2 separate regions of the Homo sapiens genome follow, and region 1 is linked to region 2. The links are chromatin contacts, found by Hi-C or POLR2A ChIA-PET in ENCODE. All regions are on one chromosome and are shown on one strand. Each heading gives the region's core, a stretch centred on a gene start or an enhancer-like site at or near the end of the contact. The rest is flanking DNA. Distances are from core to core; before and after follow the strand shown.

Evidence for each region. Hi-C counts contacts between places; a loop is a spot of excess contacts on that map. ChIA-PET counts read pairs that join two places held with the same protein, here RNA polymerase II (POLR2A). Pooled maps may share reads with other maps.
Region 1: a pooled map shows a loop between it and region 2 (3-fold over the local background). The contact joins two enhancer-like sites. A Hi-C loop is called at or near these places in 5 of 37 single-sample maps with no recorded cell type and 11 of 50 pooled maps. POLR2A ChIA-PET finds 5 or more read pairs at or near these places in 7 of 52 experiments (B cell, activated B cell, activated CD4-positive, alpha-beta memory T cell and 2 more).

What each region holds. Positions count from the first base shown.
Region 1 is chr4:184,404,151-184,410,605 of GRCh38, reverse strand. It overlaps IRF2 (interferon regulatory factor 2), which reads left to right. Exons shown (of 9, transcript NM_002199.4): 6 at 2,331-2,448. Among named protein-coding and RNA genes, the nearest start is that of LINC02362, 25 kb to the right of the region's middle. Within about 2 kb of position 3,550, at least 14 of the 41 ENCODE cell types and tissues checked have a DNase peak (open chromatin) inside an H3K27ac peak, as active enhancers do.
Region 2 is chr4:184,501,869-184,508,336 of GRCh38, reverse strand. LINC02427 (long intergenic non-protein coding RNA 2427) reads left to right here. Exons shown (of 3, transcript NR_147158.1): 3 at 961-1,877. Among named protein-coding and RNA genes, the nearest start is that of IRF2-DT, 30 kb to the right of the region's middle. RefSeq lists enhancers at 1,264-1,473, 4,220-4,289, 4,340-4,429, 3,313-4,512. Within about 2 kb of position 1,581, at least 6 of the 41 ENCODE cell types and tissues checked have a DNase peak (open chromatin) inside an H3K27ac peak, as active enhancers do.

The sequences.
Region 1 (6,455 bases), core at 2,301-4,800, 100 kb after region 2:
GGAGTTGAAGAGATGGAGGTGGACTAGTGAAAGGTGGGGCATGACTCGGGGTGGGGAAACTGACCAGGGGTCATTGAGGACGCCATTGAGAAAGGAGGCTGCTGTTGGAGAGATGGAGAATTGCAGCAGTGTCAGACAGTTCAGGCCGCCATGGAGGGATAGCATGGTCCATCAGAGGTCAGCATATGGGGCTGGGGGAAGGGATTTGAGAAAAGGCCATTGGATTTGGGAGAGCACAGTTTTGTTGGTGACCTTTGGTAATGGTGAGTGCTTATTTACTAGTAAGTGCCATGTACGTAGTTAGCTCATTTAATCTTCACCTTATCCCTATGACGTGGGTCCTATTATTGTCCTCAGTTTACAACTGTCCGCAGTGCCCTAGGGTGGCTTACAGAGGTTAAATAAGGAGCTGCAACCAGTGAGGAGTGGAGGTGCCAGGCTTTGCTCCAGGCCCTTCTGATTCCAAAGCCCGAGCTCTCAAGACCCTTCTGGGAGCTTGATTCTGCAGGTGGAGAGGAAGCGAGACCACAGGAACTAATGGGGGCCCAGGTGGAGAGGCGAAGTCCGGAAAGGCAGACAGCGGGTCGGAAGTTTGGTTGTGAAGGAAGGGAAAACCTGCTGACTCACCCAGGTCACAGGCAAGTGGGTTTTTTTTGTTTTTTGTTTTTTGTTTTCAGAAGGGGCAGACTTTTTTTTTTTTTGTCTTTAAGAATCAGGCTCTCGCTCTGTCACCCAGGCTGGAGTGCAGTGACATGATCATAGCTCATTGCATCCTTGAACTCCCGGGCTCAGGAGAGCCTCCCAACACCGCAGCCTCCCAAGTATCCAGGACAAGAGGCGTGCACCACCACACCCGGCTAATGCTTTCATTTTTTGTAGAGACAGGGTCTTGCTATGTTGCCCAGGCTGGTCTCGAACTCCTGGGCTGAAACGATCCTGCAGCCTCAGCCTCCCAAAGTGCTGAGATTCCAGGGTGAGCCACCGTGCTTGGCCCAAGAAAAGGCAGACTTCTTATTTAGAACTTGTAAGAGAGAAGAGTGCAAGATGCTGGGGGAGAAAGGAGTAAAAATCGTGCCTGGTAGGGATGGATATTCTGGGCCTGCCCTTACGCTGGACCTTCGGGACATCTGGTAAACCAGGCAGTGTATGGTTTGTTTAAAAACCGAGCTATACAGTGGAGTGATGCCTTTGAAGTCATGTTATTAAGGTGGGAGTTTGCCAGGTGGGATTATGAAGGAGGAGGTTATTTCCCCTCCTTCCGTTAGTGACTTTTTGAGGATTTTGGGGGGATTGATTCCAAGTAGTGTATAAATAAGCTGATGAGAACACCCACCATGTTTCAGAGCCGACCACTGTTGACTTTTCCAAGCACAGTCACGTCTACTTGCATGATCCTCTGCTTCCAGTCCTGTGTTCCTTCTGCTCTCTACCCTCTTCCGCTTTGGATTCCTTGGGTGTTGTCCTGTGTGGCTTTTGTCTGACTTGATTGCTATCGTAGCAGCAGATGCAAACTTACCTTGAGAGCTGAACGTCCACAGGCACCTCAGGGCTGGCTTTTGCAGAGCTGTTTAGTACAAGGGAGTGGAGGGTTCTGGTGCACTTGAAAAAAAAGCACACATTTAGAGCTCCAATAAGGGAAAGGAATTTGTTCTCATTATTTCATTAGTGTGCACGTGCAGAATTCTTGGGCTGGATGAGATATTCAGCCACCTGAAGGGCATTTATGTAAAGCCCATGGTGTGGGGTTGCCCGGCTGGACTCAGGCCAGGGTGATCAGCCAGCCATCCAATGCAGGGCCTCAGGTGGCCAGAGGCCATGGCAAAACTTATCTGCAGAGAATTCATCTACAATGTCCTCTGGGCTCCTGTTCTTGGGCCAGTCACTGAGGCAGAGCTTTTCCTAAGAAATAATTATGAAAGAGGTAGCATGATTCCTCCCTGGTGAAAGCCAGGCATTGATTCTTTTGAGCACCCCCTCAGAGGAGGAGAGTGTAGAATCCACGCAGTGCAGCATTTTACAGAGACAATGATGCAGCTCTGCGTAGCCCCAAAGCTATTGTCTGCAGGTGGAAGCATTTCCTAAAGGCAAGCCAGATGGGCCGGTACCGTTTCCTTGAAGGAAAATGGAAGGAGCTGAATACCCAGCAGTGCACCCTGGGCAGAAATGTGCTTTAAAACAGGCCAGTTTAAAGAAGCAGGGGATGAATGTATTCGGCAGCTGAACATGAATGACCCTAGCATTAAAGAAAGTAGGCAGAGGGTAGAATTTCAGCTAAGAGAAGGGAGGGGAAAGGAAGTGTTCTCAATTCTTTTTTCTTTTCTTCTTCCTAGCAAGAACCAGTTGAGTCATCTCTGGGGCTTAGTAATGGAGTAAGTGATCTTTCTCCTGAGTATGCGGTCCTGACTTCAACTATAAAAAATGAAGTGGATAGTACGGTGAACATCATAGGTAAACTGTTTTGACGTCTCATTTTTTATACATACCAGCAGCCCCCTGGGGCCTAAAATTTGTAAAACAGAGAACTTCAAATAACATAGTCAGTGGGAGGAGGTCTTGGAATCATCTCAGAATGCAAGTTCCAGCCCCCAGATTTCAAGGCTGAGAAACGAAGGCTTTTGAGGATCAGATAAAGGAACTTAGACGGGTCAGCCTCCGTGGAAGAAGGCTGGGGTGACCTCCCAGGAAAAATGTTTGTTTCCCGGCGGCTCGTGGCTAGCGATCCCAGTCTTTCACTATTTGGTTCACGTGGGCAAAAGAGTATTTATTTAACTCGGGAACCAAGGAGAGGGAAGATGGTCCTCGCGAGTCCTCTCAGCAACTGCTTCCTGGCAGACAGAGAAACTGAGGCACAGAGACATGTTGCCAAAGGGCCCACTCTGATTCAGCAGATATTTTTGAGCACCTTCTGTATATCAGACTCAGTACTAGGAGCAGGAAATAGATGGAGGAGGCCCAATTTCTTTTCTCATGGAGGGACAGAGATAGTAAACAAAGACACCCCCAGATAACTGCAGTGTTACCATGTGTGGTAAATACTGCAAAAGAAAAGAAAGGCGAGAGAAAAATCAAGGCACCAAATTTAGATTGGAGGTCTCAGAGGAGCAGTGTTTTCCCTCCTTCGTAACAGTTGAACAACTTCCAGATGTAGCTAGCTGCACCCCCTGTAAAGATGCAGGCTCTTTACAATGAAGACACATCTTCTGATGTTCCTTCTCTCCTGTATGGCCAGATGCACAGGAATAGTGCCCAAAAGACCTCAGCCTGCTTTCCCTTTAAGGGGAAGGAGAAGAAAAAACTCCTTTTTATTTTTACTTTCTTTCAGCATTGAATTTTTGTTGTGTGTATGGTGACTTCTGTTTTTGGGAAACGGAAGAAGCCAGCAGCATGCTGAATTGTCCTGACAGGCCTCCGCTGGCCTCTTGCCGAGGTTAGCAGTGCTTTTTTTGTATTTAAACCATCTCCCGGGCAGTGTAAAAAGTTTGCAGGTGCGGACATTCTGTCTGACTGGTCTCGGCAGTGCTCTATAACCCTGTTGTGTTTCTTGATAAAACACAGCCCCACCCTTTAATAAAGCAAAGATTGCTATGAAACCAGAGAGTCTATTCATTACTGTGGAGTAACTAGAGCAGTCTGTAGTGACTAGACATACGGCAATTAGGAAGTCATGGAGTTGGGATTTTTGTCTTAATTTTGGCTGCTCAAAGTGCCCCCTGTAGGATATTCTTTTTTCGGGAATTGTTTCCAAACTTGCCTGTCTTTATCTATGGTGAAACTCAAGCCGCTTTTTAAGGCAAGCCTGCAAACCCAAGTATCAACATGGGCTCCTGAAGGCACAGGAGAGCAGATTCACAGCTTACTGACCAGTGTTAGGGTCCCCACGAGGGCCACCCATTTGAACTCAAGGTTGGCAGACTCTGGCCCCAGCACTTGCCGTGGTTTCAGGATGGCCAGCGGTGACACAGGGCTATGGAACCCTGGGTCTTCATCTCTTCCCATATCCTTTGTTTCACCTTCTTTTTGCCATATTTTATTGTGCTTCAGATAGAAATTTTATTTATAAGATAAAAAGTAGCTCTGAGGCTGGGCGCGGTGGCTCATGCCTGTAATCCCAGCACTTTGGGAGGCCGAGGTGGGTGGTTCACGAGCTCAGCAGATCAAGACCATCCTGGCCAATATGGTGAAACCCTGTCTCTACTAAAAATACAAAAATTAGCTGGGCGTGGTGGCAGGTGCCTGTAGTCCCAGCTACTCAGGAGGCTGAGGCAGGAGAATCGATTGAACCCAGGAGGCGGAGGTTGCAGTGAGCCAAGATGGCACCACTGCGCTCCAGCCTGGGTGACAGAGGGAGACTGCCTCAAAAAAAAAAAAAAAAAGATAAAAAGTAGCTCTGGGTGAGTCTTTAGATGGAAGGCACCACCTCTTAGGAGATCACCCATGCTGTCAGCTGTGCCCATGCCTTCTTCCTGGAAGCTGAGTTGTTCACCCCTTAGGAGAAGGGGCCTGAGACAAGGCATTCGATTTTATCCACACCCCTAGAATGCTCTTAGCAAGATGAAACTCCATATGAGATGTGAACCCTTACATCGCAATATGCCCAGACACAGAACCCACAACAACATACTTTATTCTTGGCTGTATTGGACCTGGAGCACCTGGGCACTGAGGTGAGACTGTGGGGCCACTCCTCAGTCACCAGGTGCCAACCGAGAGACCTGGGCAGTGGAGTTGGGCTGCTGTGTTTTCAGCCTTAAGAAGTTTTTATTTACTCAAGAAAGCTGTCATCTTTGTGTGAGGCTATATATTATTTTCTCCTTCCCTCTCTCCCTGGCTGCCGCTGCCTCGTTTATAATTAGCTGTCAGCTCCTCCTATCTTCCCTCACCGTACTTCTCAAGTCCATCCCCTTGTTTCTGACACTGTGTGTGGGCCTGCCTTGGCTGTCACCTGGGCTCTGCTTCCATTCTGCTCCCCATTTCTTCTTCTCACAAAATAAAGAATGCCAGTGTCATCATGTCACCACTGCCCCTAAGAGAAGGAGCTGAGTTCCCCCAGGTCCCCGGGGTCTGGCATGATCTAGGCCCTGCCCACTGCTTTCATACCTGTCTTTGAACTTGAATTACTCTGAACGAGTTAAGCTCCCTGTGGCTGCTCATAGAGACAGTGAGGTTGGTGGTGGGTCTCCTTATGGTGGAGCAGCTGCAAAGGCTTTGTCCACAGGGCACAGTGAGGGGTGGACACGTGGCAGTTCCAGCAGGAGGTATAGCTCCAGCCCAACACGTCTCATCCACACTTCCGCTCCCAGATCATTGACCCTTGAGACACTGGTTACCTCTACTGAGTTTTGTTTTGTTTTGTTTTGTTTTTGAGACCGAGTTTCACTCTGTTGCCCAGGCTGGAGTGCAGTGGCACAATCTCGGCTCACTGCAACCTCCGCCTCCTGGGTTCAAGCGATTCTCCTGCCTCAGCCTCCCAAGTAGCTGGGATTACAGGGATGCGCCACCATGCCTGGGTAATTTTTTTTGTATTTAGTAGAGATGGAGTTTCACCATGTTGGTCAGGCTGGTCTTGAACTGCTGACCTCAAATGATCCACCTACCTCGGTCTCCCAAAGTGCTGGGATTACAGGTGTGAGCCACCGCGCCTGGCCTCTACTGAGTTTTTACTGGGATACATCCTGTGCTTCCCTTCGTGTAGTAGCCTGAGATGCTGTTTTCTCACGGGGTGCAAGGTGCACGCTGCCCTGTCCCACTCTTGCCTCCTCCTGCACTCTGTCACCCTGGTGAGGTGTATGCAGCCTGTAGTCAGGGACAGCCTGGCCCAGGCACCTACAGATCCCTGTCTCGGAGTCACCGGCCCCGCGGTGATCTTCTCTCCCACCATGGCTCTCGAGTGCCTAAACCAAATCATGGCTGTATTTTATACCGAAAGAGCACGAGATTAGAAGTCAAAAGGCGTGGGTTCTAGACCTGCTTCTGAAGTTTTTTATTTACCATGTGATTTTGGGCAAACTCCTTAATCTTTTGAAATTCAATTTCTATATAGATTGGAAACAATATATAATTATTTATAAAATGGAAATATTTAAAATTATATAGAAAATGGAAATAATCGTACTGATCCTGCCCATCTCGCAGAGTTATTGTGAGGATGAAGTGAAATGTACAGATAAATCACTCTGGGGCTAGAAGGGGGTAAAATGATATGATTATCATATTACCAAAATCATATTAAAATATATTTGATTAAGAAAAGTAGCCTCCATCTGTGCCATGTCATCAAGGCTGGTGTGAAGTTTAACTCCTGAAACTTTCAGAGGGGTCAGGGGAAATTTCCCTGCATGATGCTCTGCTGATGGCCTGATTTTTTATGCCTGCTAGTAAGTTTCATTCTTGACTCTGCAGCTACCTGGGTGACCTTAGCAATTTACCTGAGCTCTGGGTTTCAGCTTTTTTCAACT
Region 2 (6,468 bases), core at 332-2,831:
GAGTCTCTCTCTGTTGCCCAGGCTGGAGTGCAGCGGCGCGATCTCGGCTCACTGCGAGCTCCACCTCCCGGGTTCACGCCATTCTCCTGCCTCAGTCTCCTGAGTAGCTGGGATTACAGGTGCCCGCCACCACAGAAGGCTAATTTTTTTTGTATTTTTAGTAGAGATGGGGTTTCAACATGTTAGTCAGGATGGTCTCGATCTCCTGACCTCCTGATCTGCCCGCCTCGGCCTCCCAAAGTGCTGGCATTACAGGCGTGAGCCACCGCGCCCGGCCTACTCATTTTTATTTTTATTTTCATTTCTTTTTATTTTTTTTCGAGACGGAGTCTTACTCTGTCGCCCAGGCTGCAGTGCATTGGTACGATCTCAGCTCACTTCAACCTCTGACTCCTGGATTCAAGCAGTTCTCCTGCCTCAGCCTCCCAAGTAGCTGGGATTACAGGCGTGAGCCACCGCGCCCAGCCTATTTATTTTTATTTTTTATTTTCATTTCTTTTTTTTTTTTCGAGATGGAGTCTTACTCTGTTGCCCAGGCTGGAGTGCAGCGGTACAATCTCGGCTCACTTCAACCTCTGACTCCCGGATTCAAGCAGTTCTCCTGCCTCAGCCTCCCACGTAGCTGGGATTACAGGCGTCCGCCACTAGGCCCTGATAATTTTTGTATTTTTAGTAGAAACGGGGTTTCTCCATGTTGGCCAGGTTGGTCTTGAACTCCTGACCTCGTGATTTGCTCGCCTCGGCCTCCCAAAGTGCTGGGATTACAAGTGTGAGCCACCGCGCCTGGCCCATTCTCTCTTATTTTATTGTGGCAGCTAGAAGTTAGGTGGCCCGTGTGCCTGTCAATTCCCTCCACTCAGTCATACAGCTCATTGATACATTTTCTATTTTCCAAGTTATCTTGGGTTTCAATGTTGCTAAACTTCCCACCGCTACACAAACCTGTCTTCCTTCTTCCAGGTTTCAACAATATTTTCATCATATTTATTGAAGGCCTCACTGACAGACTTCTCAAGGCCCCTCTACCTTCTATTCGCTGCCTGGCCCCAAAGCCAGTGCCACACATTTTAGGTTTTTAACTGCAGCAGCACCTATGATGTTTCCAAAATCTGTATCATTAAAGTTTGATCAGAGAAGCAAAACCACCTTGAGCAAAACAAGGAATTTATTAAAGAGATTAGGATACACATTGTTATGAAAGCTGCAACCTGCTGCCCCTGTGTCCAGAAGTGGGCCTGAAGTCAGCAGGGCTGGCAAATGGATGTGCAGTGGGAGAGAGTAGGCGTGAGCTGCACCTGCAGGGAGGAGATGGAACTCCTGTGGATGGACTGAAACTGATGTCTTCCACGTCAGCCTCTCAGGCCTCCAACACTCCAGCGCTGATGATGAAGATGACCTGCAGAGGAGCTGGTGCCCTTCACCATGGAATTGCTCATAAACCCAAGATTCAGTGAAGCTGAAGAAGCAGTTCTGGTGGGAGCTGGAGGAACTGCAGGCACAGCTGCTGCCCTGTACCAATACATTGAGCCAGTGGCTGCCTGGCATTGTGTGTGAGCCACCACAGCGCCTGGCCCTACACAGACTTTGACTGTAAATATGACTGCTGTTTCACTTCTGCCTTCCAAATTTTGCTCAGATTTTCTGAGAAACATAGTTCAGCTTAGGTACATTGACACAGTACAAAGCCACCGCAGTGGCTGGTTAGGGAGGGATTATGAATGCAGGCTGAGAATGCACGGGAAGCGTTTGTCTATTTATAGAGTAGGTACCATTCAAGGATTTATGTGAATCAGGTGCAAAGAACTCACACAAAGATGGGGAAAGTTAGTACTTAGAAATCAGTGATACTAGATAACCAATAAATAAAAATAAACTTATTTTTAGAAAATAAGAAAATAGAAAAGCTTTAATAAAATAGTATTGGGCCGGGTGCAGTGGCTCACGCCTGTAATCCTAGCACTTTGGGAGACTGAGGTGGGCGGATCACCTGAGGTCAGGAGTTCCAGACCAGCCTGGCCAACATGGTGAAACCCAATCTCTACTAGAAAAAACCACAAAAATTAGCTGGGCGTGGTGGTACGTGCCTGTAATCCTAGCTCCTCGGGAAGCTGAGGCAGGAGAATCGCTTGAACTCAGGAGGTGGAGGGTGCAGTGAGCCAAGATCGTGCCATTGCACCCCAGCCTGGGTGACAGAACAAGATTCTATCTCAAAAAAATAAAAATAAAAATAAATAAATAAAATAGTATTGAAATGGTGAATAATACTATTTCAGCACATCCTAAACAGATCATGCAGATAGTAAGAGGTTTTCTGCATGAGTTTGCTAGGGCTGCCGTAACAAAACACCATGGACGGGAGCTTTAACAACAGAAATTGATTTCTCACAGTTCTGCAGGCAGGGTGTTCAGGACCAAGATATTGGCAGGCTTGGTTTCTCTGAATCCTCTCTCCTTGGCTTGCAGGTGGCTGTTTTCTTTTCTTTTTTCTTTTTTTTTCTTTGAGATGGAGTCTCACTCTGTCACCCAGGCTGGAGTGCAGTGGCGCAATCTCAGCTCACTGCAGCCTCTGCCTCCTGGGTTCAAGCGATTCTCCTGCCTCAGCCTCCTGAATAGCTGGGATTACAGGTGCCTGCCACCACGCCCAGCTAATTTTTGTATTTTTAGTAGAGATGGGGTTTCACCATGTTGATCAGGCTGATCTCAAACTCAGGACTTCGTGATCCACCTGCTTCGGCCTCCCAAAGTGCTGGGATTACAGGTGTGAGCCACCACGCCCGGCAGCTTGCAGGTGGCTGCTTTCTTGCTGTGTGTTCACATGGTCATTCGTCTGTGTGTGCACACGTGTAGTGTCTGTGTCTGTGTCCTAGCCTCCTCTTCTTATAAGGACACCAGTCAAACTGGATTAGGGCCCACTTTCCTGACCCCCTTTTACCTTAATTCCCATTTTAAAAGGCTTATCTTCAAATACCATCACATTCTAAGGTACTGGGGGTTAGAGCTTCAATATGTGAGTTTTAGGGAGACACAGTTGAGCTCATAACATTTTCTATAGAACAATCAAGTTTGAGACATGCCACATGCTATATTTTCTTCTTGGAAATTTGCAAGGTATATATGCATATGAATGACTGTGCAAAGTCCTGGAAAACATCCAGTATTCATCTTTCACACTCTCCCTGTTTGATCCATTATTTATTGATAACCTTCCACTGGCTTCCTTTATGCATTGGCTGAGTGCATTGAGCTGCCGCATGGAAATATGATCTGCCGGCTGCCGCTGGCAGTCAGGAAGGGAAGGTGGACATGGAGAGAGCAAGCAAAAGCTGGAGTCTCAAGGAGATGAAGTGGAACCCAGGGCTGTATCTCATTAGAGCGCATGTTGGCCTCTCATCACTTCCAGGCCTCCGGCTTTGAAGATGCTCGGGGAGTTGCTTTGGAGGGCTACGTGGAGAGAATGGGATTGGTAAGTGGGCAAGAGGGTTGGTTCTTGCTGGATGGAATTGCGTCTTCCATCTCTTCCAAGGGGACTTCTGGATTGCCAGGGGCCTGGCATGTCCTGCCTCACCCATACTTGCTGGCCAGGGTGAGTGGCCTCTCACCTGGCCTAACCTTGCTGCCCTCTTTGTTGTGCTCTTTGTGGGTGAGGAAAAGAGCAGAGCTGCGGATGCCACTGGAGCGTGGCCAGGCTGGGTGAGGACCCACACAGAAAAGTGTGGGCAGGCGTGGTGGGTGGGGGCGGGGGATAAGGCATGGGCCCTGGGCAGTCAGCCAGTGCCCCCGTCACGCCCTGGCTCCAGGTGTCCAGCATCAGCCGTGTGCACATCCCACCTCGCAGGCCTCTCCCGGCTGCTGGCCCACTTTCTGCATGCTACTCCTACTTCTCTGACCTCCTGCTCAGCTCAGCTATCCTAGCTCCGAGTTTCGCCTTTCTTCTTGAATACAATCAGAATTCTCTCTGTTGGCCCTGGACCCCCATGCTGAACAATTCCCATGGTGCTGGCCTTCTCTCAATCCTCTGAATTAAACCCCAGACTCACTGCAAGTCTTCAGCCAAGTGAAGACTTCCGGTGGCCTCTCTGCCACCCTGGCACTCGAGGAAGCAGATGCTTCTCTCTCTTCCTGTAGTGCTCTTACCATGAATCATCTCCAGGTCCTCCCAACAGGATCAGTCAGCTCCTCATCTCAGCTGTGCTGTAACCCTGGTATCTCTGCAGCCTGGTGAAGATGACGGTGTTTTAATGAAGCGTACATCTCTACAGTAACTGGCCTGGCACATGCAAACAGGAACAGCAGCTTCCTCTCCTGCAAGGCACGGTGCAGATTGCTTTCCACGCATTATTTCTGCTCCTCGCACCACCCTCCCCAACCCGAAAGATAGAGCATATTGTCCTAATTTTACCAAGCAGAAAACTGGCTCCCAGAGAGCAGCTCTGCTCAGCTAGGGCATGTCAGAGCACTGCCTGGGACCCACATCTCCTGACTCCAGGGCCAAGGCACCTCTGGGCCCTCACACGGGCATTAATAGAGATACATTTCATGTTCAAACCAGCCCTTTGGCCAAGCATCATCCTCAGTCTCTCAGAACTTACTGCATTTTCTTCTAAACCCCAATTCAAAAGTTCCATATAGCATGGTGGTTCGTGCCTATAATCCCAGTGGGAGGCCAAAGTGGGGGGACTGCTTGAAGCCAGGAATTTGAGACCAGCCTGGGTAACAAAGCGAGACCCCATGTGTAAAAAATAAAATAAATGAAAAATTAGCTGGGCGTGAAGGTGCACTCTTGTAGTCCCAGCTACTCCAAAGTCTAAGGCGGGAGAATTACTTAAGCCCAGGAGTTCGAGGCTGCAATAAGTCATGATTGTACCGTAGCACTCCAGCCTGGGTGACAGAGAGAGACCCTGTCTCTAAAAAACAAAAGAAATAAAAAATTAGCTGAGCAGGGTTGCACATACCTGCAGTCCCAGCTCCTTGGGAGGCTGAGGCAGGAGAATTGCTTGAGTCTAGGAGGTCAAGGCTGCAGTGAGCTGTGGCCGTACCACTGCACTCCAGCCTGGGCGACAGAGCAAGACTCTGTCTCAAAAAAAAAAAAAAAAAAGTCCCTCAGTAGGCTCTGTCATAATACTCCCCTTGGTATTCACTGCACTTGGTAACCCTGAAACAATTCCTACAGTGAACCCCATTCACTGAATTGCTTTGGGAAACGTACACTTTCTAAATTAAAGCTGTCACATTAGTGTGAGAGTTATGCTTACCCAGGAGGTCTGGACGCATTTCTCTCCTGGTTTGGCCTTGATCTGTTATCCTTGCGGCTTCCTTTTTCAGAATCTCCCTCTCTCGTCTCTGCCTCCACAGTCGGTCCCCACCCCACATCTCACAGAATGTATTTGCATTCTAAGCAACATCCCTTCAAACCTCACACATGTCTTTTTCTCCTATATATATTTAAAAGTAATACATTTAAGGATGTGCCAACTTAATTAAATACTCTTGAGATACTCACAAAATCATGGGAGTTGTCCATGGTGGCATTTCTTCTTTTTATCTTGAGATGGAGTCTAGCTCTGTCACAGTGGTGTGATCTCGGCTCACTGCAACCTCTGCCTCCTGGGTTCAGGTGATTCTCTTACCTCAGCCTCCCGAGTAGCTGGGATTACAGGCGCCCACCACCATGCCTGGCTAATTTTTGTATTTTTAGTAGAGATGGGTTTTCACCATGTTGGCCAGGCTGGTCTGGAGCTCCTGACCTCAGGTGATCCACCTGCCTTGGCCTCCAAAAGCGCTGGGATTACAGGCATGAGCCGCCACACCCAGCCCTGTGGTGCACTTCTTAAGCAGAATTTTGTGTTCATGCCATCGAGAAAGGGCTAGTAAAATATTTTGTATTTCTTTAAGACTTAGTTTAAAAAGCGTTGTAAAAATATTTTCTCACCAGATCCTTAAACAATCTCTAAGAGGATTAGGCTGGTTGGTATTTTACAGATGAGGAAATAGGCTCAGAGTGGGTGGGTGACTTGGAGCACCCTGCAGCTGATGTGGAGGGAGGTCTTCTGAGCCAAGGTCCGTGCACATTGTCTACACCACACCGCACTACACGTGGTGTAGACCATGTGCACTGACTTTAGCTCGGAAGACCTCTCTCCACATCATGGATAAATGTAGCTTTTATCCAGAGGGCCTACTGACGCCCTGTTTGGTGGACCAGTGCCCTGTAATAAAAGCAAACCTTATCCTCTGTTGGAAGTCCCATGTCCACAATTCCGTTAAGAATTCTGGCCTGTGCTTGCGCCCTTGCTGGCTATAATGTGATGGAGATGTGGTTGAAACGACCACGGGGAGAGTTTCAGTGACATCTCGTTTTCTCCCCTGAGTCTGGGATATGGAACACACAGTCTCTTCCTTCAGCTTCTTAGTCTCCTGGGTGGGAGAGGGGAGGAACATCCATTTATATCAGGGGTGTCCAATCTTTTG